Linked DNA regions of Homo sapiens: region 1 is linked to region 2. Evidence: read pairs that join two places in POLR2A ChIA-PET (ENCODE). Cell type or tissue: PC-9. All regions are shown on one strand.

Region 1 (4,000 bases), 340 kb after region 2:
AAGGACATCATTGTATTACCTTTTTAAATCTTGACAAGAACGGATGAGGTGGGTATCAGCCACATTTTACTCTCAGGACGATTGAGGCACAGAGAGGTTAAGTAACTCACCAGAAGTCACACAGCTGGAAACGGTCTCAACCTTTACCCACTGCCTCAGGCAGCCTCTGAGTACTGAGCAGATGCTGGCATTGGAGTTAGAAGGCATTTGAGGCTTACAGCTGGGCATGTACATGGGCCTTGTGGTCTCTGGGAAGTTGTCTAACCTTTCTAAGCCTCGGTTTCCTTATTGTCAAATAAACATAATACTTACCTGGCTGATTTATTGTGGGGATTCAATTAAGCCCAATATGCCTGAAGGCATTTTGTAAACTGTGGAGCACTAGTTCAGTGATTATTGTTATAATCTGACTGGGGAGACGAACCCGAGACAGCAGAAGTGTGAGCAATCAAGCAGGCTGTGATTAACTCTTCCTTAGAGGGATAGATGTGGTACTAGGTAATGGGATAATTACCAAGAGCACGTGGATAAAGCACAGGCTTTGGGGTTGGGAGCCCTCCCCGAGGACTGAAGCACATCTTGTAGCATGAGTTAGTGCTTGCTGGGTGGAGGAGGGGATGGGGCATTCCAGTGACAGAAGAACATAAATAAAGAGACATCTAGACTAGGCAGATAAACTTCCCAGCGGGTGCAGTGGAGACTCATTGGCTGGGGTAGACAGAGAGGCAAAATTGGCCACTCCCTCCTCTGAACTATAGCAGGGCTGGTGACCTCTCCTAGTTCCTGTGACCTTGTGCTGGCATCATTTCTCTCTGTGGCCCCCATTGAACACTGAGCTTATTGAGGGCAGGTCTGTGTCTTGCTCTTGCCTGCATCCTGAAGCTCATGGTTAGTGGTGAATGGGGTCAGCAAGGGAACCCTGGGCCTAGGTGGGTAGTTCAGCCCTGGGCCACAGGATATATTAATAATTACTTTATTTATTTTTATGTAAGAGATGGTCTCGCTCTATTGTCCAGTCTGGAGTGCAGTGGCACCATCATAGCTCAGTTTTGCCTGGGACTCCTGGGCTCAAGTGATCCTCCTGCCTTAGCCTCCTGAGTGCTGGGACTACAGGAGCATGCCACCATGCTTAGCTGATCTTTAAAATTTATTTATTTATTTATTTATTTATTTATTTATTTATTTATTTGAGACAGAGTCTCACTCTGTTGCTCAGGCTGGAGTGCAGTGGCGCCATCTCGGTTCACTACAACCTTCGCCTCCTGGGTTCAAGTGATTCTCCTGCCTCGGCCTCTCGAGTAGCTGGGATTACAGGCGAGCGCCACCACGCCCGGCTAATTTTTTGTATTTTTAGTAGAGACAGGGTCTCACTTGTTGACCAGGCTGGCCTCGAACTCCTGACCTCAGGTGAGCCGCCTGCCTCAGCCTCCCAAAGTGCTGGGATTACAGGTATAAGCCATCGTTCCTGGCCTAGAATTTTTTTTGTAGAGATGGGGTCTTGCTGTGTTGCCCAGGCTGGTCTTGAACTCCTGGGCTCAAGCAGTCCTCCCGCCTTGGCTTCCCAAAGTGTTGGGATTACAGGTGTGAGCCGCCGTGCCCGGCCTATAATTACTTGTTTTCTTATAATGCTCCAGGGTCGCTGTTGGTCTAGCCTTGCCTCCCGCATACCCAGTCTAGAGCCTGGCCACATGCCCATCAAAAGACTCTCACTGCTCTGCCTGCCTTCTTCTGTCCTGGCGTCTATACCCTCAGACCAGCCTTGCATACCTACTCCTGCCAGCCTCCTCCAGGAAGCCTTGCCTCCTCAACTCTCCTGCACCATCCTCACATTTCACCTGGCCACTGTCACTGCCAGAGGAGGCACCACTGACCTGCCTCATGGCCCAGCCACTGCACCCATCTCCAACCAGACCCTTGGTGTGTTCCCCACCCAATCCATCACAAGCCACTTTCAAGCTTTAGGGAAGTGAAAAGTACTGCCTGCCCTCAAAAAAAAAAAAAAAAGAAAAAGAAAAGAAAGGAAAAGAAAAGAAAACCCAGCCGTAATAAGGAGACCTTATCAGGAGTACTTTACAGTTTATAAAGCATGTTTCTAGCCATCATTGGGACCACACGGTGGTCAGTCATTATCATTTTCATTTTATGGATGAGGACATCGTGACTCAAAGAGCTTGGTAACGTGCCCAGGGTCATCCCACGGGTGAGTGGAAGGGCCAGGATTCAAAACCAGGACTCCAGGTTCCAAGTGTCAGGCCCGTTCGACCACACTGTCCTCCCACCAGCCAAGAGGGCAATTCTGGAATCAGCCAGGAGGGCTGTCAATCACAGGACAAATAAAATAGTCTGTTTTTACTTAGCTGGAAAATGGTTTTCTCCATGGTTTGTTTATTTCTTCAACATCCGTTTAGTGAGCACATACCGTGGAGGAGACACAGAGATGAGTAAGATAAAGAGACCGGCTCTGGGGGGCTCGTGAGTCAGCAGGGAGGCAGACTGGCCACTGCGGGGCTCCTGGACAAGCCTTGGGGCTCTGATGTGGTCAGGCCCCGAAACACCAGCATCACCAGGGCCATTAGGATGTTGGGCACCACCCAGAACTACTGAATCAGGACTTGTCGTGTTCACCACAGCCCTGGGTACTCTGTGTACGCTGATGTTTGAGCAACAGTGCTCTGTAGTAGGTGAGTTCTGGGATTAGAGGAAAAGACACAGAGTGGGGAACAAACCTTTAGAGAGTCAAAATCTCTTTGGGTGAGCCGGGCGCAGTGGCTCATGTTTATCATCCCAGCATTTTGGGAGGCTGAGGCGGGAGGATGGCTTGAGCCCAGGAGTTCGAGACCAGCCTGGGCAACATAGCGAGACCCTGTCTCTACAAAAAAATCAAATCAAATCAAATAATTAGCTGGGCATGGTGGTGCTGCCTGTAGTCCCAGCTACTCGGCAGGCAGAGACAGGACGATTGTTTAAGCCCAGGAAGTTGAGGCGGCAGTGAGCCGTGATCACACCACTGCACTCCAGACTGGGTGACAGAGCCAGACCCTGTAAAAGGAAAAACAACACAAAAAAAGCCAGAAACAAACAAAAAAAGTCGGTGGATAGCGCATACGTCAGAGCAAAGGATCTTAATGCATCCTGCGTTGAGAAGAGCCTTAGATCCTAGAGAGAAAGAGATAGAAACAAATATTTATTGAGGGCCTGCTGGGTACCAGGAACATGCTGGGTGATTTATATCTATGATTTCATTTTAATAGCTCAGGCTCAGAGAGGCTAAGTGACTTGTCCAAGGTCACACAGCGAGTGAACCGAGAAGCCAGGACTTCACAACCAAATGGCAAAGTCCTTTTTTTCATGTTTACGTTGCGGGTACTTCTGCCCTCTTGCTCATGATCTTAAGCAGATGCTCAGCCTTAGTTCAGCAGCTAAAAAATTTTAGGGCTGGGCTAGAAGGATCTGCGGTTCTCAACCCTGGCTGGAGAGCTCTTTGAAAAAATAAAATACTGTTTCTCTGGGCCCCCTGCATAAGGATTCTGTCTCATTGGTATGGGGTGATCATTGACATTTTGTAAAGTCCCAGGTGGTTCTCATGTGCAATCAAGATGGTGACCGTGGGTCCTGATGGGTTCCCACACCCCTGGCACCCCACGGACTTTGGGTGGCTCAGTTGGTTCTGGTTATACTCAGAAAACCAAGATGGCCCTAAGCCTGCTTCCTGCAGGTAAGAAGCATCTGTGTCAGGTTTGTTCTTTAGGAATGCAAATGCTCAGAGCCAGGCTGTGTAGCACCCTGAGCCTTGAACCTGGCGCCCCACCCCTTCTGCTTCTGGAGCAGGTGCACAAAGAAGTCACCCCTTGCCTGAAGTCTGAGCAGGTGCCTTCTTGCAAGGAGAGCTGCTCGTGAACCCCATTTTTCCATTTACTTGACAATCAGAGCTGGCGTTTTTTTTTTTTTTTTTTTTTGAGTTGGAGTCTCTGTCACCCAGGCTGGAGTGCAATGGCGCCAT
Region 2 (4,000 bases):
GTTCTTGTACTTAAACCAAGGTATGTTTGCTGGCTGTGCTCACAGGGATGTCTTAGCTTGCTGCGTTCCTTATTTTGGAATGTCCTTTTTTTTTTTTTTTTGACAGTCTCTCACTCTGTTGCCCAGGCTGGGGTGCAGTGGCACAGTCTCAGCTCCCTGCAACCTCTGCCTCCCAGGTTCAAGCGATTCACCTGCCTCACCCTCCCAAGTAGCTGGGACTACAGGCGTGTGCCACCATGCCCAGCTAATTTTTTGTATTTTTTTAGTAGAGACACGGTTTCACCGTGTTAGCCAGGATGGCCTCGATCTCCTGACCTCGTGATCCGCCCACCTCAGCCTCCCAAACTGCTGGGATTACAGGTGTGAGCCACCGCGTCCGGCAGGAAATGTTATAACTTTTCTATGTCTTTTCATAAGCAACTTCCTCTTTTTCTTTATTCTCCATTAGTTTTACCTATTTAGCAGTGTTTTAAGTTGTTAGCCAATCAGGTTCAGTTTAAATTGTAATTTCTAGCTCCAGTCAATGGAGACAACACACAGTAGCAAGGACAAGCTGCATAAAGGATAAAAATTGCTTCCCTCTTTTCTCCAGAAAGTAAAATTACCTTACTGAGAAAACTTCTTTGTCTAAATGCTGATTTTTCCTTGCAGTACTGGGGAAGAAGCATTTTGTTTCTGAATAAACATTTTACTCATAACACAGAGGTTGCAGTGAGCCGAGAGCTTGCCACTGCGCTCCAGCCTGGGCGACAAAGCGAGACTCCGTCTCAACAAAACAAAAAACAAAGACTGGTTCTTGGCTTCCCGTGGCAAAGGCCTTGGCCACATCATTTTGGTCCTTAACACCATACATGCAGCCACTGGTCTTTTTTTCCTCACAGAGGAGGACAGGAGTTCTGTGTGAGGAGGTGGCCAGAAGGATGGGAGGACGGATAATTGGAGCTTGGAAGTAGACGTGTGGTGAGTTTCATCCACACTGACAACTTCCTGATGGAGTTCTGGGTGGCAGAAATGGTGCTGGGAGATGCTGTTTCTCCTCCATGTCCCTATCATCCCCCCTCCTACTCACCACCACCCCATCTCTGGTCTTTAGCATCCGAGTGGTCCCTGCCTTCACGTCACTCCTAGTTCGTGTGCACCTGCAGCTCAGGCATTGCTGGGAAGCTGACTAGAAAATGCAGAATCTGGGCCGGGTGCGGTGGCTCACGCCTGTAATCCCAGCACTTTGGGAGGGCAAGGCGGGCAGATTACTTGAGGTTAGGAGTTTGAGACCAGCTTGACCAACATGGAGAAACCCCATCTACTATACAAAAATTATCTGGCTGTGGTAGTGGCGTGCATGTAGTCCCATCTACTTGGGAGGCTGAGGCAGAACTGCTTGAACCTGGGCCAGAGAGGTTGCAGTGAGCCGAGATCACACCACTGCACTCCAGCTTGGGCGACAGAGCAAGACTCCGTCTCAAAATAAAATAAAAATTTAAATTAAAAAAATCAGAATCTGGGCCCAGCAGCAGGCTCCAGGGACCCCCCTGCCAACCCGTCCTTGGTGGAGTGTGAGCAGCCTTGGCCACCGTGTCACCATCCTGCTCAGCTCCTGGGACGCCCTGTTCCTGCCATCCACAAGCTCTTCAGCCTGTCTGCTCCGGCAGCTGCCTATGACGCCCATCCCACCCTCCCTGCTGGTTGAAATCCTGCCCAGCCTGCAGAGCCAGAGCGTATGCCATCTCCTCCTCCTCCTTTTCCCTCCTCCTAGAGATCTTGATAGGGGAAGTCCTCCTTGATGCTCTGCCAAGACATGAAGTAACCTTGCCCTCCTCTGGAGTCCCACGGTACTTCCTCTGTGTTTGTCTTGTGGATTCTCAGTACCTGACTCGTCTTTAGCCCTGGAAGGCAGGAGCTAGAGGGTGAATAGCCCAGGGACGGCCAGTATCTCCAGGCCCCTTCATCATCATCTGAAAGAATCTAGGATATTCTACATTCCAGGTCCTCCCTTTAGGATGCTAGAGCTGAATTTCTGAGATGGAACCAGAAATGCGCTTTTTTTTTTTTTTTTTTTTTTTTTTGGGACAGGTCTCTCTCTGTCTCCCAGGCTGGAGTGTAGTGGCACAGTCACAGCTCACAGCAACCTCAAGCTCCTGGGCTCAAGCAGTCCTCCCACCTTAGTGGGAGTATCCTGAGTGAACTCTCTGGGAGGTTCTTAAGGGGTAGCCCCTGGTTTATGGAGAGAGGTAGTGACCACCCTCAACCAAGACACAACCTGACTTAGCTTGAGTCCCAGGTCCTGTCAGGGTTGTTGCAAGGATCCCATAAAATGGCAAATGTACCCCAAATACAGCCAGCATAGTGCTCTGCATATAGAACCACCAGGAGGAAACAATGCTAAAGTACCACGCTCAGAGTTCTGCTCTCTACAGCAGTGAAAAACAAAAACACCGAATTATCCACCCTCAAGGTTATCCAGCTGTGAAAAGAATGGCAGGGCACAGTGGCTCATGCGTGTAATCCCAACACTTTGGGAGGCCGAGGTGGGAGGATTGATTGAGGCCAGGAGGACCAGCCTGGGCAACAGAGCAAGTCCTCCCACCCTGATATCTTGTTTTTTTTTTTTTTTTTGAGACGGAGTCTGGCTCTGTCGCCCAGGCTGGAGTGCAGTGGTGCAATCTTGGCTCACTGCAAGCTTCGCCCCCCAGGTTCATGCCATTCTCCTGCCTCAGCCTCCTGAGGAGGTGGGACTATAGGCACCCGCCACCACGCCCAGCTAATTTTTTGTATTTTTAGTAGAGAAGGGGTTTCACCGTGTTAGCCAGGATGGTCTCGATCTCCTGACCTCGTGATCTGCCTGCCTCGGCCTCCCAAAGTGCTGGGATTACAGGCGTGAGCCACCGCGCCCGGTCACCCCCACCCCGGTCTCTACAAAAAATTATAAAATTAGCCGGGCGTGGTGGCAGGCACCCATAGTCCCAGCTACTGGGGAGGCTGAGGTGGGAGGATCGCTTGAGCCCAGGGGTTGGAGGCTGCAGTGAGCCATGATCACACCACTGCACTCCAGCCTGTGCGACAGAGACCCTGTCTCTAAAGAAAAATTTAGAAAAGTGACAAGGGCAAATACACACAGTGAAAGAAGTGGGGGGCAGCTCATCTCCATAAATGGCCATCAGAGTCAGGTCTCCCGCAGCCACACCCTTGTGTGGTTCCTGCCCATGTCATTGGGGGCCTTGTAACTTACTCTAACCTAGAGAATGCAGCGCAAGCGAAGCTGGGCCAGTTCTCAGCCCAAGCCTTAGAGCCTGGCAGCTTCTGCTTTTGCTTGTGGGAACTGAGTCATTCAACAAACATATGGACCTTGCTGTAGATGCGTTGTGAAGAATGAGAGGCCCAAGACCTCGGGGAAAAGGCCAGCTGTCCGGGCATCTCCCAAACACCAGCCTCGCGTGCTCCAGTCCAGCCAAGCCTCCAGTGACTGCAGTGGGAGCTGTGGGCATGTAACCACCCAGCTGAGTCCTGTCAACCCCCAGCGTCGGGAGATAGGAACAGAAATAGCCTAAAAGCCACCAGAGTGGAGAGGGCTGGGATTGTTACAGTAGCAGATAACCTGCAGAGCAGGCTTCATTCTCTCAACCTATGAAATATGCAAGAGAGGACAAGTATTACCAGTAGTTCCTTTCCCGCTTTATTTTTTAGCTGCTTTTTGGGTTTTATACAATGAACATGTATTAATTGTAGAAGAAAACGATGTCATCCTTTATGATAAAATCCATTTCCATTTTAGCTTTTTTAAAAAAACAAAAAGCTGTTGTGGACAGATGAACATCCAAGTACTGGGCACACCTCCAGCCCTCCCTCTTCCACTGAAGGCCATTGCCTATTCCTAGAAAGTTCTTTCCCAGGTATGCAGCTTTCAGTTTCCACTTCAGAGGCCACAGTGTCTGGGGAACGGACTGCCCCCAATACTAAAGGGAGTCAAATCTCTTTAATTCCGCACTCCTCAGTACAACAAGAA

What was found. Peaks named below come from ENCODE experiments on the same cell type or tissue, not always from the same donor. Only the 100,000 strongest peaks of a DNase experiment are listed, where the experiment ranks them.
Region 1: POLR2A ChIA-PET joins it to region 2 with 5 read pairs; 2 of 35 experiments call an interaction of 5 or more read pairs at or near these places.

The regions. Positions count from the first base shown.
Region 1 is chr7:75,731,435-75,735,434 of GRCh38, reverse strand. All of the region lies in intron 1 of HIP1 (huntingtin interacting protein 1), which reads left to right. Among named protein-coding and RNA genes, the nearest start is that of HIP1, 5.5 kb to the left of the region's middle. In PC-9, no CTCF peak of the experiment used is centred here; no DNase peak of the experiment used is centred here.
Region 2 is chr7:76,067,156-76,071,155 of GRCh38, reverse strand. MDH2 (malate dehydrogenase 2) reads right to left here. Exons shown (of 9, transcript NM_005918.4): 9 at 3,648-4,000. Among named protein-coding and RNA genes, the nearest start is that of MDH2, 21 kb to the right of the region's middle. In PC-9, a CTCF peak has its summit at 1,832; a DNase peak (open chromatin) is centred at 1,765; H3K27ac peaks cover 575 bases.